Regions from separate parts of the Homo sapiens genome. Here region 2 is linked to region 1. Evidence: chromatin loops called from intact Hi-C (ENCODE). Cell type or tissue: PC-3. All regions are shown on one strand. Links, peaks and the distances in the headings refer to the core of each region. The heading gives the core; the rest is flanking DNA.

The links. Peaks named below come from ENCODE experiments on the same cell type or tissue, not always from the same donor. Only the 100,000 strongest peaks of a DNase experiment are listed, where the experiment ranks them.
Region 2: it touches region 1 in a loop (9-fold over the local background); 6 of 110 quality-filtered maps call a loop at or near these places.

What each region holds. Positions count from the first base shown.
Region 1 is chr7:140,977,745-140,994,098 of GRCh38, reverse strand. It overlaps LOC105375536 (a long non-coding RNA gene), which reads right to left. Exons shown (of 5, transcript XR_002956518.2): 4 at 6,048-6,070; 5 at 328-366. LOC107986720 (a long non-coding RNA gene) reads left to right here. Exons shown (of 3, transcript XR_001744994.2): 2 at 11,761-11,874; 3 at 11,981-12,073. Among named protein-coding and RNA genes, the nearest start is that of MRPS33, 29 kb to the left of the region's middle. In PC-3, for the core only: a CTCF peak has its summit at 10,077; no DNase peak of the experiment used is centred there.
Region 2 is chr7:140,654,387-140,670,740 of GRCh38, reverse strand. It overlaps LOC105375535 (a long non-coding RNA gene), which reads right to left. Exons shown (of 6, transcript XR_928047.3): 5 at 14,900-15,152; 6 at 4,113-4,168. Among named protein-coding and RNA genes, the nearest start is that of ADCK2, 10 kb to the left of the region's middle. In PC-3, for the core only: a CTCF peak has its summit at 9,433 (motif pointing left); no DNase peak of the experiment used is centred there.

The sequences.
Region 1 (16,354 bases), core at 5,428-13,427:
GGGGCTGAGGCAGGAGGATTGCTTAAACCTGGGAGGTCGAAGCTGCAATGGGCCAATATCACACCACTGCACTCCAGCCTGGGGGACAAGGTGAGATTCTTATTCAAGAAAAAAGACAAGGCCATGCATGGTGGCTCACACCTGTAATCCCAGCACTTTGTGAGGCCAAGGCAAGAGAATCTCTTGAGTCCAGGAGTTTGAGACCAGCCTGGGCAACATAGGGAGACCCTATCATTACAAAATAAACAAATTAGCCAGGCATAGTGGTACGTACCTGTGATTTCAGCTATTCAAGAGGCTGAGGTGGGAGATCACTTGAGCCTGGGAGGTCGAGGCTGCACTCCAGCCTGGGTGATCGAGCAAGACCTTGACTCAAAAAAAAAAAAAAAGTTGAAGAAAAAGCAAGAGGGACAAAAATGGGAAGAGAGAACATTCCAGGGTGAGGACATAACATGAGGACACAAATGTGGCATTGGAAGATGGCATAGACTTAAAAAGAGTAAGGCTGGGCACAGTGGCTCATGCCTGTAATCCCAGCACTTTGGGAGGCCAAGGCGGGCAGATCACGAGGTCAGGAGATCGAAACCATCCTGGCTAACACGATGAAACCCCGTCTTTACTAAAAATACAAAAAAATTAGCCAGGCGTGGTGGCAGGCCCCTGTAGTCCCAGCTACTCAGGAGGCTGAGGCAGGAGAATGGCGTGAACCAGGGAGGCGGAGCTTGCAGTGAGCTGAGACCGTGCCACTGCACTCCAGCCTGGGCGACAGAGTGAGACTCAGTCTCAAAAAAAAAGAAAGAAAGAATAAGATGTTCGCTATAGCTAGAGCATAAGTGGCATTTTGGGGAAGATTTGAGAGAGAGAGAGAGAAAGAGAGAGAGATCAGGCTGGTGAGATAGGGCCTTGTGGGCCATTGTGAATTTTGGCTTTACCCTCAGATAATGGGGAACTATTAAAGGGACATGGCAGGGTAATGATGTCAGATCCATAGTTTAGAGAGTTTCCTCGGGCAGCCAAACGGACGGTGGACTAAAATAGACTAAAAAAGGTGGAAGGAGGTAAGTCAGGAGAGCACCAGGGTGGTCCATATGACAAATAAGGAGAGATTGATTTGATCAGGGACAGTGGGAATGGTGAAAAAGATCCTTTTAGGTTGGACCCAGGACCAGGAGGACCAGCAAGAGCTATAAGTGCTCCCACGCCAGTCAGTTTCATTTATATTTCCAGGGAAAATGGCCCATATCAGACTCCTAGAAGGCTGGTGCCCTCAGGATTTTAGAGTTAATCCCAGAGCCAGATAAATGGCCAGCCAGACCAGGGCAACAAGTCTGATGGGCGATGTAGGGGCTGGGTCACTCTGGGTCTCCAACCACAACTTGACAGGTCAGCTGGGCAACAGTGGAGCAGAACCCAGGAAGAGCCAGGCCCTCGGGCAGTGTGTAAATCCCACACAGGGATACAGGAACCCAGAGGCAGAGTGATCCCTGAGAGATAAGAGGTCCACCTTTGCCAACAAGGGGCTGGAGCTCTCGGTAAACAAGCAGCTCTGCTGCTGTGAGGCAAATGGCCCTGGGTGCTCTCTGTAGCTGGTTCACAGGCAGTTCAATTCTGGATGGAGAGGCTGGCATAAGTATGCCATAAGTATGGCATAAGTAGAAGAGAAAAAAAAGATGACAAAGTCATTACCACATTAAAAATCAAAAGTGGATACATTGAGTTAGACTTAAGGGAAAGTAAAGATTAACTGACACAAATTTGATTATACACAGCCTTTTAAAAATACCCCTATGATGTAAAAATTGAGGTTTGTCTATTTTGTGTTTTCTCTGCTTTGGATCTCTTCCCTTCTTTGCCCGTAGCTTGTGGTGGGAGACCAGCAGGGGTAAAAACATGACTTTCTTTCCTAGTGTCACGAGACCTACATTTTTTGTTGTTGTTGTTTTTTTGTTTTTGTTTTCCTCAAGTGCCTTGTCAATTAGTGTGAATTCACTAAGGCAATTATGCTCGCAGGATGGGCTCAATCCACCTACTGAGAATCATCAGGGGCTTCTCTGAGTCAGCAGGCTGGGCTGCAGCCCAGGAATCTGCATTCCCAACAAGCTCTTCCAGGTGTTAAATATGCCTCTAAAACATGAGAATCCCTTTTAGGAATTCTGGTGGAAGCAAAATTGAAAGAGATAAACTCTGGTTCCAAGCTGCTTATTTACTAAGCCCCAAGATGCAGGCATCCAGATGACCTGGGCTCTTACTTTGTGCTTGGGAATATATCAAAGATGCATTGACTTTGCATTGTGGTGTCCTCATCACCTAGTCTCCTTCAGCCTCTGGTTTTATCATTCTCTCCAACAAGCTCAGACATCTGTCTTAATTTATCCTTCGTGAGTCCTTGGTGTTGATAATTGTTTATCCCTCTAATATGATCTAGCATGATCTCTTGTTTCTGCAACAGTCTTTATGTGGGGATGTTTTGGGATAGAGGTAGTAAGCCCATTCCAATCCCTGGGTGCTAAATTGTAGCCATGTGGTCTGCTTCAAGCTATCTGTATAGGTTGTAAATTTTATTAGGGAAAAGAAGGCATGTCCACAATGATCTTTCTTGTGAAAAATAATCACCTAATCTCTCCCCCTCCTTCATTAATCTTAAGAAGTCTCCTATTCCATTTCACAATCAGCATAAATATCAGGGAAGATGAAAGTGAAGAAAAGCTCAGTGACCTCATTTTGAGATCACAATTTGTCTCTAGCACAACAAGCGGGCCCCCCCAGCTCTTCTCCAACTGCAGATAACAGTTTGCCATATTACCAAACCCTCACTGGCGCCAACACCCCAAGGAGGGTAGGCAACTGGGTGATGTATGGACAATAGAAAGAAGAGGAAATGAGTCCAAATCATCTACTGAACTATGACCACCCCAAAATGTTGTGGGTTTTTTGTTTTGTTTTGTTTTTTGTTTTTTGTCAAGTGTTCTGCAAAGGACAAGTGCCTATTTCTATGATTTTTTAAATGGTTTTTTTAAGGAAAAAAAAGTTTTGAATTTAAAACAAACCATTCCAAGTGATGTAGCTATTTTCTCACTAAAAATTAAATACCTGAGAAAGCATCATCAAAAAAAACTCAAAGGGGTGATTGGTGTTATGTTTTTCTAATTATTATTATTATTCTGAAGGAGCCCCAACCAATTTAAATCTTGTGAAAATACTACGTGTCTGGCTTTCTTCCCACCTCCTGCCACAGTCCCCTCACACTAAGGATTTCACCATTGCCCTGGATGCACAGGAACTAGCCTGGCCTGCCAGGACCTTTCCCTCACCTTTCCTGTAGTGCTTGCTCCCATGTCATCTGGACAAGTGGCCTCCAGGATGAGTCACTCTATTTATACCTGGGCTGGTGCAGGTACAATGCAGAATCTGTTTCTGAAATATCACAGTCTCAAAAAGAGGGCCTTTAGATACTTGCTATAAATTTTCTCGTGGCAAAAGACAAATGTGTGATCTCCATCTTGTTTCTAGGCTACACCAAGTAGCAGGCCTGGCTGAAACACACAACAGTTTACAGTGCTTAGAGCCTTTCTGCTCAAAGTGTGGTCCCCAGGCCCCTGGGATCTTGTTAGAAATGCAGAATGACAGGCTCGCTCCAGGCCTTCTGAATCAGAACCTGAATATTACTGTGCTCCAGATGGTTTGTATACACAGAAAGTGTGAGAAGCACTGGCCTAGGATTTGCATTAACTTTCAGAGTTCTTAGAGGTCACAGGTGTATAAGGAATCCAAAAGCCTTTCTGCCTTCACTCGTGCAATTCATTATTCTCTTTGCCTGAAATGTCTTCCATTATGTCTTACCAACCTAGAGCTCCTACTCATCCTTCAAGGGCCACCCCAAAGATCATATATCCATTGAAATTTTTCTGATACCCTCAGTCAAAACTAATTATTTCTTCTTCTCTGCTCCCTTGATATTTTACACCTACATCCAGTATATGTCAATATTACACAGCCTTCATATCATAACTACGTGCTCATTTGTCTGTGTCCCACAAAAGTGTGTTATTCAAGGACAAAGAACATTGATGTCCTTGTTCATCTGTGTTCTTTAGCACCCGGCCCAAGACTTGGAAGAGAAACTCAATACATATTACTTGAAAACTATCTTTTCATCTTTCCTTCCATTGTTTTAAAGTCACATAATAATAAACCTTATGCTGCCTAAAGATTTTAACCTGCTATATTTTAAAAACTATTCTATTTTTAATATGCTAATTTACAGCAATAATTCAAAAGCACTTCTGTTGGCCTGGAAACAATCTCTGAGTATACATTGGATTGGGATAACTATTTCTGCCCCCTTTCCCTCACACATACACCCCTTTCACAAAACATGACATATTCATTGCAGATGAAAAGCCAGACTACTGGATAAAACAGATATTTTTAGGAGGGATTGTGGGTGGAATAATAAAATAAACTATTATATTTATTCATTTATAGTAAGCCTTTCTCAGTACCTCTGATATTTTCTTACAGATATATAACTGATATTACTACATCAATTGTGACTAAAAGATGAGAAAATAGTAAGGAGAAGAAAGTAAAGTAGAAGTTAAATAGTGATCCAACTGTCGCAATAATTAATAGCTGTCTGCATTCTTAAAATAAACACAACAGAAAACATGTAGGTAATAATGGGCACTTAACAGAGTTAGCATAACCCCTCCAGTTAACAATTAACTCTTGGGAGACTGTAATCATGTACCAGCCTGCATGAGATAACACATAGTTTGCAAGTAATATACAAGGGCAACTCTCCCTTCTCTGTGCTGATAGCAATGCACACATGGCTGATTGTCACTGCTCTGTGGTGACCAGCAAGCAATGCACAGCTGTAAGCAGCTCATGGACCATAAGACTCATCCAAATGACCCACAAATTTGACTTAGCATTATTCACACTTGTTGCTAACATATGCTTCTCCCAGTGGTCATTAAGAGAAGCTATTTAGCTGCACTTTGTGCTTTCTACAGTGCAATAGTCCTTGCAATATTTATCAATAGGTTAAATATGAATACCCTTTGACTGAGGAATTCCACATCTATACCACAGAAAATAGAGGCAAATGCACAAAAATGTCAGTTGCAGTTTTTTGTTTTTTGTTTTTTTGAGACAGAGTCTCACTCTGTCACCAGGCTGGAGTGAAGTGGCGTGATCTCAGTTCACTGCAACCTCCGTCTTGTTGGTTCAAGTGATTCTCCTGCCTCAGCCTCCCAAGTGGCTGGGACTACAGGCCCACACCACCAGGTCCAGCTAATTTTTGTATTTTTAGTAGAGACAGGGTTTCACCATGTTGACCAGGATGCTCTCAATCTCTTGACCTCATGATCTGCCCGCCTTGGCCTCCCAAAGTGCTGGGATTACAGGTGTGAGCCACAGTGTCTGGCCATTAGTTGCAGTTTTTTATAGAAAAAGAAAGCAATCTACATGTTCATCAATGGGAAAATTAGTATATGAGTCATACTACATCCATACCCTAGATATTATAGAACTACATTAGTTATATATAAAAAAACAGAGGTATATGTATATGTACTGACATGGGAAAATGTCAGTAATATAGCATTTTACAAATCAAGCAGCGGGCCAGGCATGGTGGCTCACGCCTGTAATCCCAGCACTTTGGGAGGCCAAGGCGGGCAGAACACCTGAGGTCAGGAGTTTGAGACCAGCCTGGCCAACATGATGAAACCCCATGTCTATTAAAAATGCAAAAATCAGCCAGGCATGGTGGTGGGCACCTGTAATCCCAGCTACTTGGAAGGCTGAGGGAGGAGAATCGCTTGAACTCTGGGAGGCAGAGGTTGCAGTGAGCCAAGATTGCGCCACTGCGCTCCAGCCTGGGCGGCAGAGTGAGACTCCATCAAAAAAAGAAAAGCAGCAAAATATTCTATTGTATAGTGGAGTATGAACCTACTAGAAATTGTACAGGAACAAACATGGAGACACATACGTATACATGTCTTTGTATATGCATAGCAAAAATTTAGAAAGCTACTCACCAAATTATTCATTGTGATAAGATCTGAGGAAAGAATGAAAGAAGAATAAGAAATCACTTTGAAATCCCTTTCCCTTTTTTAAACAGATACTTTTATATTGTTTAAATTTTGTTAAATTTTTATTTTGACAAAATTTCAGACTTATACTACGTTACGAAAATACTGTGAGGAGGCCAGCTGCAGTGGCTCATGCCTGTAGTCCCAGCACTTTGGAAGGCTGACACAGGCGGATCACGAAGTCAGGACTTTGAGACCAGCCTGGCCAACATGGTGAAAATCTGTCTCTACTAAAAATACAAAAATTAGCTGGGCATGGTGGCACGCGCCTGTAATCCCAGCTACTCAGGAGGCTGAGGCAGGAGAACTGCTTGAACCCGGGAGGCAGAGGTTGCAGTGAGCCCAGATCGCATCGCTGCACTCCAGCCCGGATGACAGAGCAAGACTCTGTCTTGGGAGGAAAAAAAAAAATAGTACAAGGAATTACTTTGTAACCTCTACCTAGATTCCCCAAAAGTTAACATCTGTCACATTTGTAATGGATGTTTTATCTTTCCCTCTTTCTGTTTTTTTCCCCTCTGCAATCTCTGCATGTGTGCGTGTGTGTGTGTATGTGTGTGTGTGTAAATTTTAAAAACTGTTTGAGGGTAAGTTGCAGATATGATCCCCCTTATCTCTAAATACTTCACCATGTATTCTCTAAACACATTCTGTTACATAACCATAGGATAATACTAAAATCAGGATAATTAAGACATTAACACTGATAAGACACTATTAGCTAATCTATAGAACATATTTAAATTTCACTAACTGCCCCAATAATGACTTTTATAGAAAAAGAAAATCCCAAGTAGTGAATCGAATGTAGTTGTCAGGTTTCTTTAGTCTCCTCTAATTAGAAACAGTTTCTTACTTAGTCTTTCCTTGTTTTTCATGACCTTGATATTTCTGATTAATACAGTCCAGATATTTGTGTCCTTCAATTTGGGTTTGTCTGATATTTCTTCATGATTCAAGTCAGGTTACCATTTTTGGCAATAAATTCACAGAACTGTTGTTGTATTCTCAATGTTTCACGTCAGGAGGCACATGATATCCCATTACAACTGATGTTAAACTTTCAACACTACTGGCTGGCAAGGTGGCATGCACCTGTAATCCCAGCTACTCAAAGGCTGACGCAGGAGGATTCCTTGAGCCCAAGAGTTACAGACCAGCTTAGGCAACATAGCAAGACCCCTGCCTCATAAAAAAAAAAAAAAAGAACAAAAAATACTTTGAACACTGGTTAAAGGGATGTCTGCCAAGTTTTTCTGCTGTTAATTTGCTACTTTTCCCTTTGAAGTGGTGATTTTCTGATTCCATCATTCCTTCTACATTAATTAGTTGGAATTTTACTATCAAAGAAAGCTTTCCCTTTTCCCCATTCATTCATTCTTTCATTCATTCATGTCAGTATGGATTCTTTATCCTCATTATTTACTTTGATGCAGAATTATTTATTGTGATGTAGAATCCATATTGCTATGGATTCTTTATCCTCATCATGTATTTTGATACACAAAATTGCCCCAGATTTGGCCAGTGGGGGACCCGGTGGAGCTGGCTCCCACATCCTTTAGACATGTCCCCTCTGTCTTTGAGCACTTCCTTACTTTCTGACACAAAGATGCTCTACACCAGCGGTCCTCAACCCTTTTGGCACCAGGGACTGGTTTCGTGGAAGACAGTTTTTCCGTGGACCCAGGGGTGAAGGATGGTTTTGGAATGATTCAAGTGCATTACATTTATTGTGCACTCCAACTTTTTTGGCACCAGGGACTGGTTTTTGGTCCTCAACCTTTTTGGCACTGGGGACTTGTTTTGTGGGAGACAATTTTTCCATGGACCCGGGGGGTGGAGGATGGTTTCAGAATGATTCAAGTGCATTACACTTATTGTGTACTTTATTTTTATTTTTATCACATTGTAATAATCAGGCATCAGATTCTCACAAAGAGCAGGCAACCTAGATTCCTTGCACAGTACCAGTCTGTGGCCTGGAGGTTGGAACCCCTGCTCTACACTCATTTTGTACTTTCACAGCCCCAACCTTGCAGTCTGCCATTTCTCCAAGGATATTTGGTTCTTTTTAATGAAGAATGGCACTTGGAAGTTAATTGCTACTGGCTTTCATTCTTTTAGGCCTTTTTTTTTTTCTCTTTTTGACAGAGTCTTGCTCTGTCCCAGTCTGGAGTGCACTGGCATGACCTTGTCTCACTGCAACCTCTACCTCGTGGGTTCAAGCTGTTCTCCAGCCTCAGCTTCCTGAATAAACACGATTTCCCCATGTTGGCCAGGCTGGTCTTGAACTCCTGACCTCAAGTGATCCGCCCACCTTGGCCTCCTGAAGTGCTGGGATTACAGGTGTGAGCCACCATGCCGGACCTTTTTTTTTTTTTTTTTTGAGACAGAATCTAGCTCTGTCACCAGGCTGGTGTCCAGTGGCAGGATCTCGGCTCACTGCAACCTCCGCCTCTTGGGTTCAAGCGATTCTCGTGCCTCAGCCTTCCGAGTAGCTGGGATTACAGGTGCACGCCACCATGCCCACCTAATTTTTGTATTTTTAGTAGAGACGGTGTTTCCCCATGTAGGCCAGGCTGGTCTTGAACTCCTGACCTCAAGAGATCTGCCACCTCGGCCTCCCAAAGTGCTGGGATTACAGGCATGAGCCATCACGCCCAGTCTGCTTTTAGGCCTTCTTAACAGGGTTAGGAAATATATACACAAATGCATACATACGTTCCCCCACCACACACACACACACACACACACACACACACACACACTTAAATTTATTTCTATACCATATTTATGTAAATATGTTTAAAAAAACCCATAAATTCATACCCATACCTTCGATTCTAATCCAATACCACTGGTTCACTTTAGCCTTCCACTTTCCCTATTTATAACTAATATATTTAACACTGGGACACATGACTCCCATTAATCACAATGTATTTACTTTGTTGCTGAATCTTAGGATACACAAAAAGTAGATTTAGAGTTGTTTGAATGTTTTATAAGAATGTATGACATTTGCAATTTGAAAGTCGATTTAAAAACAAAGAATAACATAGATCTGCTTCTGGAAGTATTGATTGGTACACGTCCTTTCTTTGAGCATTTCCTTACTTTCTGACACAAGGCAATTAGATAACGAACTTTAAATATGTGAAGTTCACTTGATGCTCAATTTTACTTCTCAGAATTTAGTCTAAGAGTAGAATGATATCTGTTTACAAAAATTTAGCCACAAGAACGATCATCACATTATTATTTAAAATAATAACTTAGAAACTACCTAAGTACTCAGAAATGAGTACTTTGTTAAATAAATTTTATTCAAGTGATGGACAACAAAGAAGTGGTAGAGTATAGTGGTTAAGAGCAGATTTTAAATCCAAGCAGACTAGATTTGAATCCTAGCTCTACCAATTATGACATTGGGTAATTTACTCATCTTCTGTGTTCTTCAGTTACCTTGTGTGTAACATGAAGCTGATAATAGTACCTTCCTTATAGGGTAGCCATGAGGATTAAATGAGGCCAAGGGACCTCGCCCAGCCAGATGCCTTCTTAAACATAAATTTTGGAGGACCATTTAAGACTAAAAATTTGGCCGAGTGCAGTGGCTCACACCTGTAATCCCAGCACTTTGGGAGGAAGAGGTGGGCGGATCTCTTGCGGCTAGGAGTTTGATACTAGCCTGGCCAACATAGGAAACACTGTCTGTACTAAAAATACAAAAATTACCTGGGTGTGGTAGCGGTTCCCTGTAATCCCAGCTACTTGGGAGGCTGAGGCAGGAGAAATGGCTTGAACCCGGGAGGTGGAGCCTGCAGTGAGCCTAGATCGCACTACTGCACTCCAGACTGGGAGACAGTGAGACTCTGTCTTAAAAAAAAAAAAAAAAGGCTAAAAATTTATCATCACTTTTTAATTTCACTCATTCAAAAAGCTGACTTTTCATGATACTTTTCCTGTAATTAGTCTATGTGCCATCAGGTGGCAGTAGTGCCTTAATCATGGCCAGTTTCTTTGCCTAGTAACAATTTACCGTAGGAAGATATTCTAGTATGTATGTTTTTATTCTTTGCAATGTTTTAATTCTTTATTAAAATATTTGAATTTAATTGAATATGATAGATATTTCTTATATAAAGTCATATTGGCTGGGCGTGGTAACTCACACCTGTAATCCTAGCACTTTGGGAGGCCAAGGCGGGCAGACTGCCTGGGCTCAGGTGTTCAAGACCAGCCTAGGCAACACGGTGAAACCCCGTCTCTACTAAAATACAACAAATTAGCTGGTCATGGCAGCGTGCACCTGTAGTCCTAGCTACTGAGGGGGCTGAGGCACGAGAATTGCTTGAACCCAGAAGGCTGAGGTTGCAGTGAGCTGAGATCACGCCACTGCACTCCAGCCTGGGCAACACATCAAGACTCATCTCCAAAAGATAAAAATAAAAAACAAACAAACAAAAACAGTCATGCATTGCTTAACAATGGGTATATGTTCTGAGAACTGTGTCGTTAGGCAATTTTGTAGTTGTACAAACATCACAGAGTGTACTTACACAAATCTAGATAGTATAGCTTACTGCACACCTAGGCTGTATGGTGTACCCTATCGCTCCTAGGCTACAAATGTGTATAACATGTTACTGTGATGAAAACTGTAAACAACTGTAACACAGTGATAAATATTTATGTAGCTAAACATAGAAAAAGTAATATATTGTGCTACCATGTTAGGACAGCTGGGATGTCACTGGGTGTTAGAAGCTGTCATTATATGTGGTCCATCACTGACAGAAACATTGTTATGAGGTACATATTGTATCAAGATTTGTTATAAACAAAGAAAACAGAAAAATCCATCTAAAAAAGAGAACCAACATAGTAAAGTTAGAGACAGCCTACTCGATTAAGAGTTACTTAAAGGAATAACATAAATTTGTCTTTCTAGTATTCCTGATTAGCTAAAAAGTTCTGGGCTGCTTCCTATGACTCTCCTAAAATGTCATTTTTATATAGGTAAAAAAGAAGAACAAGAAAAGTTATGTTTGTTAGATTTTTCCTAATTGCAGGATTTTTTAAAATTCAAGTTTTAGAGCTAGGTGGGACCTTAGTGATTTAGCCAAAGCCCCAATATTACAGTTAAAGAAATTGGTATTCCAAGAGCTGGTGTTTTGCCCACAGTCCCTTGAAGATGCAGAACCAAACCCCAAGTTTTATAACAACCCTTGACAAGTGAGCTCAAACAGGACACACATGTTGACTTGTGAAATTTGTGGTCACTTTATAAAGCTGAGTTTACAAAGCCAGTTCTTCACAAACTAAGCAGTTCCTCTTAGTCACTATACCTGCTGTTCAGATAGGTTAAAGAATGAAACCTAGGCAGTAGCTAAGAGACCCGTCAGTTAGGCATTTTCCAAGTAAGAATGATTATGAGGACATACGTTACAATTTCAGTTTTTAAGAAATGTCCTTGCTAAACTGGTCACCAAAACAAATGTTTAAATAATCCACAGGGGTAAAATAAAAATAAACAGGTCCACAGTATAGATAAAATTTTATTAAGTATAAATATTTACCTTTCTCATGTTGAATTTCAAATTGTATGATGTGTAATCTAATTATGATATCCTTTATTTCATGTCAAAAGGGAAACTTCCAACTTCCTCTCCCTCTGGCTTCACAACTACAGAGACCACCTTCCATACCCTTAGACTCAAGTTTTCTGTTTAACAACCTGCTTCTGTTATCACAGGAAAAGATGGTAAGAGACTCCCGGGCATTCCCAGACCATTTCTTTCAGTTCTCTAAGCTTTTAGTTGCTCTCAGTTTTTTTGAAAATGAGGAACTTCGTATTCTACAACCCACAGCTCCTTTAAGTCATCATTCCTTGGATCCAAGGTTGCTACACATACATTTCTTCTAGAAACTCAGAAAAAAAGAGAAGAGAGTGGAGAACATGAGGAGGCCTCAGAAAAAAGAAGAGTGGAGAACATGAGGAGGCCTCAAGTTCAATGTGAAAATGCAGTCAGGAAAAGGATTCTCTAGCAGCCTCCTCTTTGTCATCCCCAACTCTTCATAATAAGCCACCCATCCATGGTAACAAGTTTTTCTTTCAAATGCTCTTATTGAAATTTGCGGTCCAACTGGTTCTTAATAAAGGACAGCTTTAACTTCTTGGTGAATCACTACCTTTGCTTTCTTTAAGTTGATTGGTATACCCTCTGACTTTCAGGTGTATGTGTAGGTGTGAGGTGTATGTGTAGGGGTGTGTGTGTGTTACATTTTAAATAATGTATGTATATACAGCAAAAGATGGAGAAAAACTTTATTAAATCTCAGGACTGGAGATAACCTTTCAAGGTTAAAAATAATAAAAGAGGCTGGGCGTGGTGGCTCACGCCTGTAATCCCAGCACTTTGGGAGGCCGAGGCAGGCAGATCATGAGGTCAGGAGATCAAGACCATCATAGCTAACACGGTGAAACTCTCTACTAAAAATACAAAAATTTACATTTTTTTGTATTTTGTATTTTTTTGTATTTTTTTTTTGTATTTTGTATTTTTTGTATTTATTTTGTATTTGTAACAAAAAATTAGCTGGGCTTGGTGGCACATGCCTGTAATCCCAGCTACTTGGGAGGCTGAGGCAGGAGAATCACTTGAACCCATGAGGCGGAGGTTGCAGTGAGCCGAGATCGCACCACTGCACTCCAGCCTGGGTGACAGGGCAAGACTCCGTCTCAAAAAATATTAATAATAATAAAAGAAAACAAAAGATTGAAAAGATGGACTGCAGCAAATATTTAAACTTCTGTGTATCAAAAAGATATGTGTAGGTTTGAAATATAAGCAATCATTTGAGGGAAATAGGAAAACAAACATTAGGGACTAAGTACTAAATAAGCTCATACAAATGAGTAAAATTAAAAACAATTCTAAATTCTCAATAGTAATGGACAAAGAATATGAATACACAATGCATATGTGATTAAATGATCAACTTCACTAATGATCAAATAACATAATTAAAACTACAAATATATAATACTTTGCCTACCTGCCAATGTAACAAAGATGTATTAAAATGTGAATGCCCCAAACTGAAGGTGTACTGAAACAGTTTCTTTCATGTACTGCTGGTGGTAGGAATAAAAACTAATATGTCCTTTCTTAATAGCAATTTCGTAATGTGTTTAAAGAGGCTTTGCAATTGCATCAAAACAAAAACTGACAAAAAAAACTGACCAAAAAAACTGACAAATGGGAACTAATTAAACTGAAGAGCTTCTGCACAGCAAAACTATCAACAGGGTAAACAAGCAACCTACAGAATGTGAGAAAATATCCTCAAACTATGCATCTGACAAAGGACTAATGTCTAGAATCTATAAGGAACTTGCACAATTCAACAAGCAAAAAACGAGCAACCCCATTAAAAAATGGGCAAAAGACATGGACAGTTCTCAAAAGAAGACATACAAGCAGTCAACAAACGTGAAAAAATGCTCAGCATCACTAATGATCAGAGAAATGTGAATCAAGACCACAGTGAGATACCATCTCACACAAGTCAAAATGGCAATTACTAAAAGGTCCAAAAAGTAACAGATACTGGTGAGGCTGCAGAAAAAAAGAGAAACCCTTATACACTGCTGGTGGGAATGTAATTAGATCAGCCACTGTGGAAAGCAGTTTGGAGATTTCTCAAAGATCCTAAAACAGAACTACCATTGTATCCAGCAATCCCATTACTGGGTATATATACAAAGGAAAATAAATAATTCTACCCAAAAGACATATGTACTCATAGGTTTATTGCAACACTACTTGCAATAGCAAAGACATGGAATCAACCTAGGTGCCCATCAATGATGGTTTGCATAAAGAAAATATGGTACATGTATACCATGGAATGCTAGGCAGCCATAAAAAAGAACAAAATTATGTCCTTTGTAGCAACATGCATGAAGCTAGAAGCCATCATCCTATGTGATTTAACGCAAGAACAGAAAACCAAATACTGCATGTTCTCACTTATAAGTGAGAGCATTGGGCACACATGGACATAAAGATGGAAATAATAGACGGTGGGGACTTCTAGAAGTTGGGGAGAGGGGAAGAGGGGAACACCTGAAAAACTACCTATTCAGTATTATGCTCCCTTCCTCGGTGACAGGATCATTCACATCCCCAAACCTCAGTGTCATGCAATATACCCATGTAACAAACCTGTACATGTACCCCCTAATTCTAAAATAAAACTTTGATTTTTTTTAGATTCATAGGGGGTATGGGCACAGGTTTGTTACATGGGTATATTGTTTGACACTTGAAATTATTTAAAAAGACACTTGAAATTATTTAAAATGTTCTACTTTCTGATCCTGTAATTTCGGGGCGGGGGTTGTTTATTTGTTTGTTTGGGTTTATTTATTTATTTATTTGAGACACAGTCTCACTCTGTTGCCCAGGCTGGAGTGCAGTGGCACTATCTCGGCTCACTGCAACCTCTGCCTCCCAGGTTCAAGTGGTTCTCCTGCCTCAGCCTCCTGAGTAGCTGGGACTACAGGTGCATGCCATCACACCCAGCCAATTTTTGTATTTTTAGTAGAGACAGGGTTTCATCATTTGGCCAGGCTGGTCTTGAACTCCTGACCTCAAGTGATCCACCCGCCTCGGCCTCCCAAAGTGCTGGGATTACAGGCATGAGCTACCACGCCTGGCCTAATTTCAGTTTTAATAATCTGTACTAAAGAAATGACTCGAAGGAGGCACAAATATTTTAATATTAAGATAATCAATGCAGCATTCTTTTTTTTTTTGAGACAGAGTCACTCTGTCGCCCAGACTGGAGTGCAGTGGCATGATCTCGGCTCACTGCAACCTCCACCTCCCGGGTCCAAGTGATTCTCCTGTCTCAGCCTCCTGAGTAGCTGGGATTACAGGTGCGTGCCACCACGCCCCGCTAATTTTTGTATTTTTTAGTAGAGATGGGGTTTCACCATGTTGGTCAGGCAGGTCTCGAACTCCTGACCTCATGATCCGCCCACCTCGGCCTCCCAAATTGCTGGGATTACAGGCATGAGCCACTGTACCCAGCCAATGCAGCATTTTTATGCAAGTGAAAAGTTTGACGTTAACTTAACATCTAACACTTGGGGTCTGTTTAGACAAATTTCATAAGTAAAACACTAGTTAGCCATTTGAAATGATAGGCATAATAATTTTTTAAATAAGAAAAATGTATATTGTATAATATTACGTGTAAAAAGCAGGGCATAACTTTTTTATAATGCAGGGGGAAACAGACTGGAAGAAAGTGTTTCCAAAGGTTAGCAGTGTTTCTAACTGGGAGATGGGATATCAACTTATTTAATTTCTGCTTCTTTATACTTTTCTGCACTTTTAAAACTTTCTGGCCAGATGCGGTGGCTCACATCTGTAATCCCAACACTTTGGGAGGCCGAGGTGGGTGGATCACTTGAGTTCAGGAGTTTGAGACCAGCTGGCCAACATGGTGAAACCCTGTCTCTACTAAAAATACAAAAATTAGCCGGGTGTGGTGACACGCACGAGAATCACTTGAACCCAGGAGGCAGAGGTTGCAGTGAGTTGAGATGGTACCACTGCACTCCAGCCTGGGTGACAGAGTGGGACTCCATCTCAAAAAACAAACAAACAAACAAACAAACAAAAACAAAAAAACAAAAACAAAAAAAACTTTCTATAGTCATCATGTATTACTTTTCTAATTAGAATAAAAGAGAAATTAAAATAAGGAATAAAAGGAGAAAAGCCAAAGAACAAAATATGTATTAATGAAACTACTGTGATTTCTCCATCTTCCTGAAAAAAAAAAAATTCTTTAGAAGACCCTACAAAGCCAGCCTCTAGGTAGTCCTCCTTACCCTGATGTTTACAGAGAGGTGTTGGTTTATTGCAATATTAATGTGGTAAATTGAGACATGCCCTAGTTCCTGCCACATGACTTTATAGGGTGCTGAGTTCTCTGCAATAACATGCATAATAATCTTTTTAGCAATCCCTGCAATTAGGGGGTTGCCAAACTGGAATTGTTACTTTATTTGAGACAGGTACACACACATATGCACGCACACACAATACTGGAGATGCAGAACCAACTAGCCCCTTGAAGAAAAACAATGTAATTAGATCTCCTTTAGATGAAAAGATATTCTTCAACAACCTAAATATAAAAAGATTTTGTACTTATTTTTCCTT
Region 2 (16,354 bases), core at 5,095-13,094, 320 kb after region 1:
CCAAGTGAGAGGCTTCCACAGAAATCTGCCCAAGGGTGGGTCTGTGGGCATCATAAGTGGAAGGGGCGCTAAGGAAAGAGAAGCAAGAACAGGCCTATGCACCCGGTTCCCACTGCTGGAAGTGTGACAGCCATCCCTTAAGGAGGTTCCCAAACTGTGGGACCTAGGCTACAGACAGGAATGCGGGGGAGGGTGACCAGTGGCTCCTCTTGCCTTGATAACTAACAATCCACTCCCCAGAAGTCAAACCTACCACCACTAGCTTGCAATAGCACCAGCCATTAATTGCCCCCTTCCCTAACTTCCTCCTGATTTATTTACCCACTCAATCTAGGAGGAAAAAAAAAAAGATGTATAGAATATTCTTGTGTGTCTCTGATTCATCAAAGGGCTAATTGAGGACTTAATTTGAAACCAGGGGCCCTAGGTTCTAGCCCCCTAATTAGGAGGTAACAATATGATTCTAGTACCGCTCTCTTCAAAGCACAAAAACAACAACAACAACAACAACAAAACAATATGATTCCAGGTACGTCTTTCTGGACCTTTGTTTCTCCTTAAGCAAAATGCTGGGGGGGAATTTAATGAAAGCTATCCAAATTCAACTAAAAGCTCTAGGCTGGGCTCAGCGGCTCAGGCTGGGCGAGGTGGCTCAGGGGCTGGGCGAGGTGGCTCAGGGGCTGGGCGTGGTGGCTTAGGCTTGGCCCAGTGGCTCATGTGTAATCCCAGCACTTTGGGAGGCTGAGGCGGGCGGATCACCTGAGGTCAGGAGTTCGGGACCAGCCTGACCAACATGGAGAAACCCTGTCTCTACTAAAAATACAAAATTAGCCGGGCGTGGTGATGTATTCCTGTAATCCCAGCTACTCAGGAGGCTGAGGCAGGAGAATTGCTTGAACCCAGGAGGCAGAAGTTACAGTGAGCTGAGATCACGCCATTGCACTCCAGCCTGGGTAACAAGAGTGAAACTCCATCTCAAAAAAAAAAAAGTCCTCCAGATGTGCATTTATGATTCTGGGAATTAGCATATCTAACAGTAGTTAAGAATGGCAAATTATGGAGCTAAATAGGTCTGGCCTCAATTCCTAGTTACTTAACCTCTCTGAGCCTGTGTTCCCCATCTGTAATCACTGAAGGCTGTGGTAAGGAGTAAGCCAGCTGTCTGTGATGTGCTTAGCACCATGATGCAATAAATGGTAGCAAATATTGTCATTTATATTGTTGGGGGACGCAGAGGACTAGAGAGACAAGTATGGGTGAATATAGGAGGATATTTATTTTAAGGTACGCACTGGCTCAGTGGATTCACATTTAAAAACCTGAGCCCCAAACAAAGACAGAGTTTAGCTTATATAGGCTAGTATACAAGAGCAAAACAAAGGCGGTAATTACATAAATTACAAGTCATGTAATTTATGGCATAACTGTTGACTTGGCATAACTTGTGGCCTTGTATAGCTAGTGACCTTCCAGCTACGTTGAAAGAAAAACAGGAATTTATAAATTTTACTAAATATAAGCATTGGCAAACATAGTCATAACTAATAGTTCAGTACAGGAGAGACAGTAAAGGAATTTGTTTTTTTTCTTTTAACCTTGCTCAGGGGTGTCTGGAGCTCATTTTTGCAGGCTAGGTCACTACAACCTGTCTACAGCCTTGCTTGCAGTAGAGGAAAACTTGTGTTTCTTACTTAACCCTTACTTTTCTTGGAGTGAATAAATGCAGTATTTATTTTTCCTTAAATTTCTGCCTCAGTTTCCCCTTTGATGCTTTTTTTATAAACAAGATTTTAATAGAAAGCATCCCTATTATTTGATTTTTTATGAAAGAGCAGATCTTCTTTTTTAGGCACAGGCTGATATTCACAGAGCCATTAGCTGAGTGGTAGTTTGCCTAGTTACAATGGCTTTTATAGTTGATTGGATGCTTTTAATAAGGAGGGGTAAGAGGCAAGGGAGTATTAAACAAATTCCTAGTATGGCTAGAACTACTCCTATTAAGGTTTTGAATCCACCGAAGACAGAAAACCAGCCTTCAAAGAAGGAATTAGAAGTCCACCCCTTCCAAGTTTGGACTGGAACATGGGCTAATTTTTTTGTTTTTGCAGTTATTTTCATCATAGCTTTCCCGTTGTTATTAATTTTTAGGCAGTAATTAGTTAGATTAAACTTTTTTCATACTTCTCCTTCCTGGGCTAGGAGGTAGTTTAAAGCTAAACTCTTTTGGTAGATGGCATTTTTTATTTTTGTGGCTTGCTGGGCAGTAAATCCAATGCGTTTGCTGTTTCATTAGTGATGATTTTAAGTACTGCCTGCAACCTTGTGATGTGGTTAAGCATGTAAATTGGGGTACGGTATCCCAACGACCCATCTTGTGCCTAGCTGGCCCATAGTACTGAATTATTCTTTCAGGGAGCCAATCTGTGTCTTTTTAATTTTCTATTTTTGTGTCTTTTTTTATGTCTCTATTTCTTTTGTGTTTTGTTTAAAATTTTATTATAGACAGGACACCCTAAAGTTTTTCCTTGTTGCAGTGGGAGTAAGAAGAAAGATGGCCTAATTGTTCCAAGTACACAAGCCCCTGTCCATTTGGCTGGCAACTGTTGGTAGGCCCATGGCCCACAGATCCAGCGGAGACCAGAGGGTGCTTGCCAGGTATTTGGAGCTTTATGCCGATACTAGGTATGGTTTAGAGAAGAGAAATGGGAGAATGGATTTGGATGAGGTGATTTGGAGTTATCTTTGCCCTGCCACAAAGTTTTCCGTAGTGTTTCATTATAATATTGCTGTCCTAAGCAGGTTAGTTCTCCTACTGGGTCTGTAAAAGCCTTTCCCCAGTGAGCAACAGAGTATCTTTCTGTAATAGAAGTTTTTAGGAGCCAGATGCTTGAACTTATGGGTGTCAGTTCAGGGTCAGAGTAAAATAATTTTGTGGCATTAACTTTTTTGCTTCCTAAGGCCATTGGTCTCCCATGTTAGTTCCTCCACAAACATAACATGAGGAAATGCCTAGGCTGCCAGCAATGTTTTCAGCCAGCTGAGCAAACAGGTTTTTGGTTAAAGGAGGAGGCTCTGGTAACTTTTAGTCTACATGCTTATAGAATGATTTAAAGACTCAGAATTGTTGCTGGGCCAGATGGGTCCGGGTTTCCTTTTTGATAACATATAGGTAGGTTGCTGGGTATGTGTGTATGTAGACATGTGTGGGGTAACCTGCAGTCCACATGGGTAGGTTTGGCCTTAGAATGGTGAAATTTATAGGATCACAGGTTTTTGTTTTACAATCTGGTTTTACCATCATTTTGGTAAGCATAATTGGCCTTTGTTGTGTGCTAGGGTGCCACGATATGCAATACTGACAATCTTTTTCTGGGGTCCCAGGGGGACGAGGTGACTTGCATACATATTTGTAGTCATTTTTATAGTCTCTTTTTAAAGGTAGGTTACGACAGACGGGTGAGTCTAGGTATGCTACCTGACAAGCATCAAAATATAGAGAAATAGGCCCTAGGTAAAAGGGAGGGACCTTGGTTTGGTTTAAGAGGGAACAGTCCTTTGACCCTGCATGGATTTCAAACCATTTACCAGGTGAAAACTTGGTGTCATAACATACATAAGGTTGGTTATTTCCTGGGTCACAAATTGAGTAGGAGGTCTGATTATAAATACAAGTTCCTAAGCGAGTCCTTGTACACTCATAATAAGTATGGCACAATAGAGTTTTAGTTATACTGTTCCCTGACCAGGTAGTATGTGTACAGTGGGGACATCCTTCTATAGGTGCTTCTTCTAGCATAGTTAGGGGGGGTAACAACAGCAAAACAATGTACAGCATATTTATATTCAGCAAGGATAGAAGAGGTCTTTACCTGGGGGAGGAGATTGGGCACAGCGACAGAACAACAGGAAAACAGTTAGTATTACAAGGAAAGCTACTAGCTCTAAGATTTCTAACCACATTTACTTGCTTGATGAGTCCTCAAGCTTCAGCCGTGGGTAGAGTAGTCAGCTTCCGGAGTGACCAGAGCAGGGCAGTCATCTTTAGCAGCAGCTTGGTCTCATCTCAGGATCAACCAGGTTGGGTGATCTGGGTCCTGCTGACTGGTCCACTTGTCCTGAGCTGCCGGTTTTAGCCAACTGTGGTGGATCCAAGGTAAAACACCTGCAACTTTAACAGCAGTGGGAGTGGACAAGATTACAGTATAGGGCCCATCCCATATGGGTCCTAGAGAAGTTGGATTCCACTTTTTAACCCAAACAGAGTCTCCAGGTTTAAAGGGGTGTACTGGGCCTGTCAGCCTTATAGGCATTCTTTCTCGTACCCAGCCATGAACCTCTTGCATGGCTATTTCTAACGCCTGCATTTGCTTTCTTAAAGTTAATTTCTCTAGTTCCCGGAGAGTACCTTTTATTTGACTTATGATTGGGGGAGGCCCACCGAACAAAATTTCACAGGGTGAATACCCAGTTTGTTTGGTGGGGGTGCACCTGACTCGGAGGAGGACCATAGGCAAGACCTGATCCCATCTTAGATGAGTTTCTTGGCAATATTTCTTCAGTAGCTGCTTGAGTGTCCGGTTCATGCGTTCTACTTTTCCTAAACTTTGTGGCCAATAGGCTGTGTGTAACTTCCATTTTAGTTTTAACAGTCTTGCTAGCGGTCTATCAATTTTGTTGATCTTTTCAAAAAACCACCTCCTGGATTCATTGATTTTTTGAAGGGTTTTTTATGTCTCTATCTCCTTCAGTTCTGCTCTGATCTTAGTTATTTCTTGCCTTCTGCTAGCTTTTGAATGTGTTTTTTTCTTTTTTTTAATTATACTTTAAGTTGCTTTTGAATGTGTTTGCTCTTGCTTCTCTAGTTCTTTTAATTGTGATGTTAGGGTGTCAATTTTACATCTTTCCTGCTTTCTCTTGTGGGCATTTAGTTCTATAAATTTCCCTCTACACACTGCTTTAAATGCGTCCCAGAGATTCTGGTATGTTGTGTCTTTGTTCTCGTTGGTTTCAAAGAACATCTTTATTTCTGCCTTCATTTCGTTATGTACCCAGTAGTCAGTCATTCAGGAGCAGGTTGTTCAGTTTCCATGTAGTTGAGCGATTTTGAGTGAGTTTCTTAATCCTGAGTTCTAGTTTGATTGCGCTATGGTCTGAGAGACAGTTTGTTATAATTTCTGTTCTTTTACATTTGCTGAGGAGTGCTTTACTTCCAACTATGTGGTCAATATTGGAGTAGGTGTGGTGTGGTGCTGAAAAGAATGTATATTCTGTTGATTTGGGGTGGAGAGTTCTGTAGATGTCTATTAGGTCTGCTTGGTGCAGAGCTGAGTTCAGTTCCTGGATATCCTTGTTAACTTTCTGTCTCATGGATCTGTCTAATGTTGACAGTGGGGTGTTAAAGTCTCCCATTATTACTGTATGGGAGTCTAAGTCTCTTTGTAGGTCTCTAAGGACTTGCTTTATGAATCTGGGTGCTCCTGTATTGGATGCATATATATTTAGGATAGTTAGCTCTTCTTGTTGAATTGGTCCCTTTACCATTTGTAATGGCCTCCTTTGTCTCTTTTGATCTTTGTTGGTTAAAGTCCATTTTATCAGAGACTAGGATTGCAACCCCTGCCTTTTTTTGTTTTCCATTTGCTTGGTAGATCTTCCTCCATCCCTTTATTTTGAGCCTATGTGTGTCTCTGCACGTGAGATGGGCTTCCTGAATACAGCACACTGATGGGTCTTGACTCTATCCAATTTGCCGGTGTGTGTCTTTTAATTGGAGCATTTAGCCCATTTACATTTAAGGTTAATATTGTTATGTATGAATTTGATCCTGTCATGATGATGTTAGCTGATTATTTTGCTCGTTAGTTGATGCAGTTTCTTCCTTGCATCGATGGTCTTACAATGTCTTTTTTTTTTTAATAGATGCAGAAAAGGCCTTTGACAAAATTCAACAGTCCTTCATGCTAAAAACTCTCAATAAATTAGGTATTGATGGGATGTATCTCAAAATAATGAGAGCTATTTATGACAAACCCACAGCCAACATCATACTGAATGGGCAAAAACTGGAAGCATTCCCTTTGAAAACTGGCACAAGACAGGGATGCCCTCTCTCACCACTTCTATTCAACATAGTGTTGGAAGTTCTGGCCAGGGCAATCAGGCAAAAGAAATAAATAAAGGGTATTCAATTAGGAAAAGAGGAAGTCAAATTGTCCCTGTTTGCAGATGACAGGATTGTATATCTAGAAAACCCCATCGTCTCAACCCAAAATCTCTTTAAGCTCATAAGCAACTTCAATAAAGTCTCAGGATACAAAATCAATGTGCAAAAATCACAAGCATTCTCATACACCAATAACAGACAGACAACCAAATCATGAGTGAACTCCCATTCACAATTGCTTCAAAGAGAATAAAACACCTAGGAATCCAACTTACAAGGGATGTGAAGGACCTCTTCAAGGAGAACTACAAACCACTGCTCAATGAAATAAAAGAGGATACAAACAAATGGAAGAACATTCCATGCTCATGGATAGGAAGACTCAATATCGTGAAAATGGCCATACTGCCCAAGGTAATTTATAGATTCAATGCCATCCCCATCAAGCTACCAATGACTTTCTTCACAGAATTGGAAAAAACTATTTTAAAGTTCATATGGAACCAAAAAAGAGCCCGCATTGCCAAGTCAATCCTAAGCCAAAAGAACAAAGCTGGAGGCATCATGCTACCTGGCTTCAAACTATACTACAAAGACGGGCATCCCTGTCTTGTGCCAGTTTTCAAAGGGAATGCTTCCAGTTTTTGCCCATTCAGTATGATGTTGGCTGTGGGTTTGTCATAAATAGCTCTTATTATTTTGAGATACATCCCATCAATACCTAATTTATTGAGAGTTTTTAGCATGAAGGACTATTGAATTTTGTCAAAGGCCTTTTCTGCATCTATTAAAAAAAAAAAGACATTGTAAGACCATCGATGCAAGGAAGAAACTGCTACAGTAACGAAAACAGCATGGTACTGGAACCAAAACAGAGATACAGACCAATGGAACAGAACAGAGCCCTCAGAAATAATACCACACATCTACAACTATCTGATCTTTGACAAACCTGACAAATACAAGAAATGGGGAAAGGATTCCCTATTCAACAAATGGTGCTGGGAAAACTGGCTAGCCATATGTAGAAAGCTGAAACTGGATCCCTTCCTTACACCTTATACAAAAATTAATTCAAGATGGATTAAAGACTTAAATGTTAGACCTAAAACCACAAAAACCCTAGAAGAAAACCTAGGCAATACATAGGCATGGGCAAGGACATAGGCATGGGCAAGGACTTCATGTCTAAAACAGCAAAAGCAATGGCAAAAAAAGCCAAAATTGACAAATGGGATCTAACTAAACTAAAGAGCTTCTGCACAGCAAAAGAAACTACCATCAGAGTGAACAGGCAAACTACAGAATGGGAGAAAATTTTTGCAATCTATTCATCTGACAAAGGGCTAATATCCAGAATCTACAAAGAATTCAAACAAGTTTACAAGAAAAAAACAAACAACCCCATCAACAAGTGGGCGAAGGATATGAGCAGACACTTCTCAAAAGGAGACATTTATGCAGCCAGCAGACACATGAAAAAATGCTCATCATCACTGGCCATCAGAGAAATGCAAATCAAAACCACAATGAGATACCATCTCACACCAGTTAGAATGGCGATCATTAAAAAGTCAGGAAACAACAGGTGCTGGAGAGGATGTGGAGAAATAGGAACACTTTTACACTGTTGATAGGACTGTAAACTAGTTCAACCATTGTGGAAGTCAGTGTGGCGATTCCTCAGGGATCTAGAACTAGAAATACCATTTGACCCAGCCATCCCATTACTGGGTATATACCCAAAGGACTATAAATCATGCTGCTATAAAGACACATGCACACGTATGTTTATTGCGGCACTATTCACAATAGCAAAGACTTGGAACCAACCCAAATGTCCATCAATGATAGACTGGATTAAGAAAATGTGGCACATATACACCATGGAATACTATGCAGCCATAAGAAATGATGAGTTCATGCCCTTTGTAGGGACATGGATGAAGCTGGAAACCATCATTCTCAGCAAACTATTGCAAGGACAAAAACCAAACACCGCATGTTCTCACTCATAGGTGGGAATTGAACAGTGAGAACACTTGGACACAGGAAGGGGAATATCACACACTGGGGCCTGTTGTGGGGTGGGGGAAGGGGGGAGGGATAGCATTAGGAGATATACCTAATATAAATGACGAGTTAATGGGTGCAGCACACCAACATGGCACATGTATACATATGTAACAAACCTGCAAGTTGTGCACATGTACCCTAGAACTTAAAGTATAATAAATATATACATACATATATATATAAAGAAAAGAAAAGAAAAAAAACAGTCTTGTTAAATCTTGCACTATTTCAGCTACAAATGCCGGCCCATTGTCTGATCCTAAAGTTAGCGGCAGTCCAAACCTGGGTATAATGTCTTTTTTTTTTTTTTTTTTTTTGAGACAGTCTTGCTCTGTAGCCCAGGCTGGAGTGCAGTGGCATGATCTCGGCTCACTGGGGTTCACGCCATTCTCTTGTCTCAGCCTCCTGAGTAGCTGGGACTACAGGCACCCGCCACCACGCCCGGCTAATTTTTTTATATTTTTAGTAGAGGCAGGGTTTCACCGTGTTAGCCAGGATGGTCACTTTGTGATCCGCCCGCCTCAGTCTCCCAAAGTGCTGGGATTACAGGCGTGAGCCACGGTGCCCGGCCGATAATGTCTTTTAACGTGCTTTAGTCACTTCTCGTGCTTTTTTTGTCCTGGTGGGGAAAGCCTCAACCCATCCTGGAAAGGTGCAAATAAGCACTAGCATATACCGATAGCCCCCAGCACGGGGCAGTTCGGTAGTCTGTAAGTAAGTTTTTACAAGGCATGGCTCCTATTTCCTGAATTCCTGGGGGCTGTGTGGGCCCCTGTGGCAGATTGTTCTGAGCACAGGTTAAATATTGTTTACAGACAGCTCAAGTGATGGCAGAGACCCGTGGCACATATAAATGACATTTTAATAACATTTTTAGTGCCCTTTTTTTCATATGAGTTCCTTGATGAATTTGTTTCACAAACTTAGGAGCTAACATCTCCGGAATGGCTGACTTTCCATCGAAGAGTTTTCACCACCCTCCTTTAATGTATTTTCCAGCTTCCTGGGCAAACCAGGCTCTTTCATTTGGAGTATAAGTTGGGTCCTCTTGGAGAGGAGGTTCTGGGAGGAGAGGCATAGCTAAGGCTTTCTCTTTAAAATGTGGCATAATCATTGCTGCCCGCTTTGCCCCTCTGCCTGTCTTTCTGTTTCCTTTGGCTTCTGGCATCCCTGCCTTTTGGTGCCCTCTGCAGTGCATTACAACTACTTTTTCTGGAGCCCATGCAGCCTCTAAGAACTGTAGAATTTTTTTCTTGTACTTTATTTATTTGCCTCCAGCTGTTAAAAGTCCTCTCTTTTTGTATATAGTTCCATGTACATGCAATGTAGTAAAAGCGTATTTAGAATCAGTGTAAATATTGACTATTTTTTTTTGAGACGGAGTTTCACTCTTATCACCCAGACTGGAGTGCAGTGGCAAGATCTCAGCTCACTGCAACCTCCGCCTCCCAGGTTCAAGCGATTCTCCTGCCTCAGCCTCCCAAGTAGCTGGGATTGCAGACACCTGCCATCACGCCCAGCTAATTTTTTGTATTTTTGGTAGAGACGGGTTTTCGCCATGTTGGCCAGGCTGGTCTCGAACTCCTGACCTCGTGATCCGCCCGCCTTGGCCTCCCAAACTGCTGGGATTACATGCGTGAGCTACCGCGCCCTGCCAGTATTGACCTTTTTGTCTTTTGCTAGCAGCAGTGCTCTTGTTGGGGCTATTAATTCTGCCTTTTGAGCTGATGTTCCAGTAGGCAGAGACTGAGCTTCTACTACTGAGTCTAATGTTACCACTGCATACCCGGCATGTTGAACCCCTTCTAGCACAAAACTGCTTCCATCCGTGAAGTACTCGACATCTGGGTCTCTGAGGGGTTGGTCCATAAGATCTTTTCAACTAGAGAATACCTCATCTACTGTTTTGACACAGTCATGGAGGGGAGCTCCTGGTTCCACTGGGAGCAGAGTAGCCGGGTTTAAGCTGTTCACTGTTTCTAAAATACTGTAAGGGTTTTCACATAGAAGCCCTTGGTACTGAGTCATCCTCAGGTTTGACAACCAGTGATGTCTTCTTTGGTCTATCGAAGTTATAACTGAGTGCAGCACCCAGATGCTTAGCTGCTGTACTGAGTGCAGCACCCAGATGGTTAGCTGCTGTCCCAGAGTTAGTTTACTAGCCTCTTGTGCCAACAAGACGGAGGTGGCTAATGTGTTAAAGCAAGCCATCCTAGCACCGCAGAGTCCAGTTGTTTGGATAAATATGCCACTGGGTGATGCCATGATCCTGTAGCTTGAGTCAGAACCCTTATAGCCACTCCCTTTTGTTCATGAACATATAGAAAGGAAGGCTTAGTTACGTCTGGTAGTCCTAAGGCTGGGGACTGGGCCAAAGCTTCCTTGATCTGTTTGAATGCTATTTCCTGATTAGTTTCCCAGAGTAGGGGCTCTTTTTCTCCCCACTTTGTGGCTTCATATAACGGCTTAGCCATCAGTGAAAAATTTGGAATCCAGATGCAGCAGAATCCTGCTGCCCCTAAAAATTCTCTCATTTGACGTCAGGTGGTCGGGGTTGGAAGTGCACAAATGGCTTGCTTCCGCTCATCGCCAAGCCGGCGTTCCCCCTGGCTCACTATGAAACCTAGATATTTAACCTCTTCATGGCAAATTGGTTTTTGTTTTGTTTTGTTTTGTTTTTGAGATGGAGTCTCAATCTGTCGCCCAGGCTGGAGTGCAGTGGTGTGATCTCAGCTCACTGCAACCTCCGCCCTCTGAGTTCAAGCAATTCTCCTCCCTCAGCCTCCTGAGTAGCTGGGATTACAGGCACCTGCCACCACACCTGGCTAATTTTTTGTGTGTTTAGTAGAGATGGGGTTTCACCATGTTGGCCAGGCTGGTCTTGAACTCCTGACCTCGTGATCCACCCACCTCAGCCTCCCAAAGTGCTGGGATTACAGGCGTGAGCCACTGCACCTGGCCAAATTTGAGCTTTCTTTTTAGGTACTTTGCAACCTGCTTTTCATAGGAGATGGAGGAGGTCTTGGGTTCCCTGATAACAGTCCTCTTGGGTTGGGGCCGCCAAAAGAAGGTCATCTACATACTGTAACGAGGCACAGTTATCATTTGGCAGGGTATAGGCCTTGAGGTCTGAGGCCAATGCTTCCCCAAAGATTGTGGGAAAGTTTTTAAACCCTTGCAGGAACCTAGTCCAGGTGAGCTGGGTAGCTTCTTTGTCCCATTGAAATGCAAAGATAGGCTGACTAACTGGTACCATGCAGATATGAAGGAAAGCATCCTTTAAGTCTCAGACTGTAAACCAGGTAGCACTTGCTGAAATGAGTTCCATTAAATTATACAGGTTGGGTACCACTGGATGGATGGTTACTGTGGCCCAGTTTACGGCATGCAAGTCCTGCACTGGTCTATATTCATCAGACCCTGGTCCTGGTAGTGGCTTTTGTACTGGCAAAAGTACAGTATTCCAGGGCAACTGGCATTGGACTAAAATCCCCTGTTTATAGAGCGGCTGTAAGTGTTTACAGATGCCCCATACAGCCTTTTGGGTAACTGGGTACTGATGAACCTGAACAGGATCTGCTCCTGGTTTTAATTCTACTACTACTGGTGCATGATTTACAGCTAACCCAGGTGGGTTGTCCTCAGCCCATACTCCAGTAATTTCTTTAACTAACTGAAATAATAATTTTTCTTCCTCTTGTGTATGAGGTTGCATTGGTGCCTGAAATCTCTTTTTATAAAGTCTCCACTCCTCAGCCTGCAGGACAGTAAAGGTTAACACCATGGCCTTTGGGTGAGTCAGATTTAAAGTTATACCTCCCTGGGGGCCAAAAGTAATCCATGTTTGCAGTTTTTGGAGTGGGTCTCTCCCTAACAAGGGAACTGGACAATTTGGGAAGTATAGTAATTTATGCTGGACTTCTCGTCCTCCTGTAACACAACTCCTTGACCGGCAGAATGGCCTCCTCTCTGAGACTTCAGTAGCCCCTACAATAGTTGTATAGTTTTTAGTGGCCCTATGGGTTGAGTTACTACAGAGTGTTCAGCCCCAGTATCTACCATAAAGTCCATTGAACGGCTTCCAACTTTTAATGTGACCATAGGCTCCTGAAGGCCCAATGAGAAGGAGTGCGGTCTGTCCTAGTCCTCATATCTTTCAGCCCCTGCCAGCCTGATCAGATCAGTATCTGGTTCTGCCAGGGTGTGGCAGCCCCTGGCCGGTGGCCTCTTTGTCTCTCCGCCTTGGCCATTTCCCTCATTGCCTTATGGACATTTATCCTTCCAGTGTCCTTTCTTTTTGCATTGTGCACATTGATCCTTCTCTAACCTTGGTCAGCTCTTGAATCCTTGTCTTGGCCTCTTCCATGTCCATGTCCACGTCCACTTCCTCATCCTCTCACATTGCTAGTGTCTCTCTCTATGAGGGCTGTTGCCAACAGATCGGCTTTCTTTTTAAGCCTCCGATCTGCTTCCTTCTTTGCCTCCTGGTCATGGTTAACATACACTTTGGTGGCTACTTCTTTTTGTTTGTTTGTTTTTTGAGACGGAGTCTCGCTCTGTCGCCCAGACTGGAGTGCAGTGGTGCGATCTCAGCTAACTGCAAGCTCTGCCTCCTAGGTTCACGCCATTCTCCTGCCTCAGCCTCCCGAGTATTTTTAGTAGAGACAGGGTTTCACCGTGTTAGCCAGGATGGTCTCAATCTCCTGACCTTGTGATCTGCCCGCCTCGGCCTCCCAAAGTGCTGGGATTACAGGTGTGATCCCACCTGTAATCCTCCACCCTCCTACTTATAGAAGTAGCCTGGTGGCTACTTCTATAAGCTGGGTGGCATTCATGCCTGCGAAACCTTCCAGTTTCTGAAGGTTTCGCTTTATGTCACCCTGGGCCTGTCCTACAAATGATATATTTACCATACGCTGATTTTCAAGAGCCTCAGGGTCAAATGGGGTGAAAAGCCAGTATATCTCAGAGTCTTTCATAAAACTGGCTAGGGCTCTCATCACTTTCCTGAAGCATCCCTGAGATCTTTTCTTATTGATTGCCCTTTTTCCACCATCTCTTAGCCCTTTCAGAAGTGTCTTCGGTACCTCTGCAAATGCTGAAGCTGGGTCGCATCTTCTGGGTCCCAGTTGGGATCTTGGTCTGGGAACTGGCCCTGAGCGTATGCCTGAGCATTCACTGCATCTGCTGGTGCATGGGCTTCTAGCCAGCGGAGAGTTGCTGGGTTACTCTCCTGCGGTCCTCAGTGTTAAACAGCGTGAGAAGAAGCTGCCTGCAGTCTGGCCAGGTTGGATTGTGTGTCAGAAAGATGGACTGCATCAGATCTACAAGAGCTTGGGGCTTCTCTGTATAGGAGGGAGTATGGTGTTTCCAGTTTAAGAGATTAGTGGTTGAAAAGGGCTCATAGATGAAAATCTGTTGCCCCCCTTGGACTTGGCCTTGGTCATCATAATAAATGGGTCCTCATGTCTCCCTGAGAGGCATTTACATGCTTGAGCACAGCCAGATCTGAGACACCCTGCTCGACTATCTTGATTTCCTTCCCTGGCCTCTCAAGGCTCTGATTCTTCCCTTTGGGGTGAAACTTGGGGTGTGCTAGCTCCTGAATTTGGTTCCTGGGGGGCTGTTGGCCTCAGTAAAGGGGGCCAGGCTGGGACATATGGAGGAGGAATCTCTGTTCCCTCTGGCAGCTCCTGCAAAACTGGCCTTTCTTGTTCCCTCTGGGACTTCCCCTTTAACTCTGTGTCTGTCGGCGAACCTGCTCTTACTTTCACTTCTGGCTCAGCTTGGGCCACAAGTGTTTTGCAATGAGCCACTAAACAGGGCTGGATCCAGGCTGGTCTTGTTTGTACTATATTTAACCATGAGTTAATGTAAGGAAATTGATCTGGATGCCCAGGCTGTCCTCCGACCCCTGTCACCACCCTAAATACACAGCCAATTATTTCCGTCTGTAGTTCCTTCGGTTGGCCATCCAACTCCAAAAGAAGTCCATTCTAGTTCACAGAGAGTTCTCAACCTTTGGGGGGTCAGCTTAACTCCATAATCCCCTGCAAAACCTTTCTTAAAGTTTTGTAACATGCACTCCAATGGAGTGGGTTTTGATGACTTTCCTCCTATTTCCTCCCTTTATGATGCAGCATACCCACTCTTCCTTTTGACTCAGACCAACCAGACCTTCTCCTATTATGGGAGTTTTCAGACACCACTTGGCTTTGGAGAGGTCCTTATTCCCACCACAATTCTGAGCTGTGGGGCAGCTCCTATTAGCCATATGTGGTTCGCCACTAGTCCAGGTTGGCCCCACACTTCGCTTGGAGCACACAGTCCACGCTAAGAGATCTGTGACTCCCCACATCACTCCCCACATTGGTTTCTCCAGGAACCATCTCTCACACACTTTCACACACCTCCCCATTCCCAGTTCCTGTGTTCCTAATTGGGATGGTGAGCCACTCTTGCCGCCTCCAGTTTCCTTTTCCTAACCAACTTAGCGAGCCACTCTCACATCCGGTGTCGGTTGGGATGTGAGTTTCATCCAAATTGGCGAGCTGTTCTTGCTGCCCCTAACCCGTCTGGGTCAGACTACCAGTTACACCCTGGGAAGGCTCCCCTTCTATCCTTATGAGACGGGTCCTGCCTTGGGCCCCAATACCTTACCGCAGTTCCTGAAGCACGCTGTTTCTGGAATTGTCCTGTAGCCCCTCTCAGGTTCTGTTGTGCTGCTGGGTAGGGGTGCTGGGTCACAGGAGAGCTGATTTCACCCCTCTAGGCTGAAGTTCTCCAGGTGGCACCTGGGGTCACAGGTCTCCCCAGGCCCGGGGCTCCAGCCCCATAGGGAAAGGAGACAGTAGATCTGCCGTCTCCACTCCTCCTGGCTGGCTCGCCAAGAAATGTTGCGGGATGCAGGGGACTAGACAAGTATGGGTGAATACAGGAGGATAATTATTTTAAGGTGTGCACCAGCTCAGTGGATTTATTTTTCCTTGAATTTCTGCCTCGATATTACCTAGATAAAGGTCGTCTTGTTTCTCTGACTACTTCATAAGACAAGCAAATTTTCACAAATTTAAAGGATACATTGTGGAAGGTCTGACTGAAAATAAGGCCCTTGTGGGCATCCTAGAAATTTATCTAGAATGGTGGCTCTCAAACTTTAGCATCCATCAGAATTAGTTGGAGCGCTGGCCCCACCCCATTGCTGACTTTTGTAGGTCTGGGGTGAGGCCCAAGAATGTGCATTTCTAACAGTTACTATATGATGCTGATGCTGTTGGTTTGGGGAAAACATTTTGAGAACCATTGACCTTGTAGATAGTGGTAGTGGTGAATATGGTGGTGGTGGTGGTGAAGATGGTGGTGGTGGTGGTCAAGGTAATGGTAGTGGGTGGTAACAGTGGTGGTGGTGATGGCGGTGACAATGGTGATGGTGGTGGTATTGATGTTGGTAATGGGGCGGTGGTTATATTGGTGGTGGTGATGATAATGGTGGTGGTCGTGGTGGTGGTGACAGTGGTAGTGGTGGTGATGGGGATGATAGTGGTGAGTGATGGTGGTGACAGTGATGATAGTGGTGACAGTAATGGTGGTGGCATTGATATTGGTAATGGTAGTGGTATTGTTGATGTTGGTGGTAGTGGTGGTAATAGTGGTAGTGATGGTAACAGTGGCGGTGGTGATGGTGATGATGTGACAGTGATGGTGGTGACAGTGGCAATGGTGGTGGCATTGATATTGGTAATGGTGGTGGTGGTGATGGTGATAATGGTGATGGTGATAGTGGTGGTGGTGGTGACAGTGGTGCTGGTGACGGTGTTGGTGGTGACTGGTGGTGGTGGTGACAAAAGTGGTGGTGATCATAATGATAGTGGTGGTGGTAACGGTGACGGTGATGGTGGCGACCTACAATCTCTGCAGAAATAGGCCCACCATAACCATCACCACCATCATTACCACCACTGTTACCATCCACCACCATCACCACCACCAAATGACTGGTGATGGTGGTGGCAGTGGTGAAAGTGTAGCATTGTAAAGAGCTAGAGTCAGCTCCCACACAGGTGAAGTTGAGAGATTATTACTGAGGCCCATGTCAGTTAGGAGAATTATGTCATA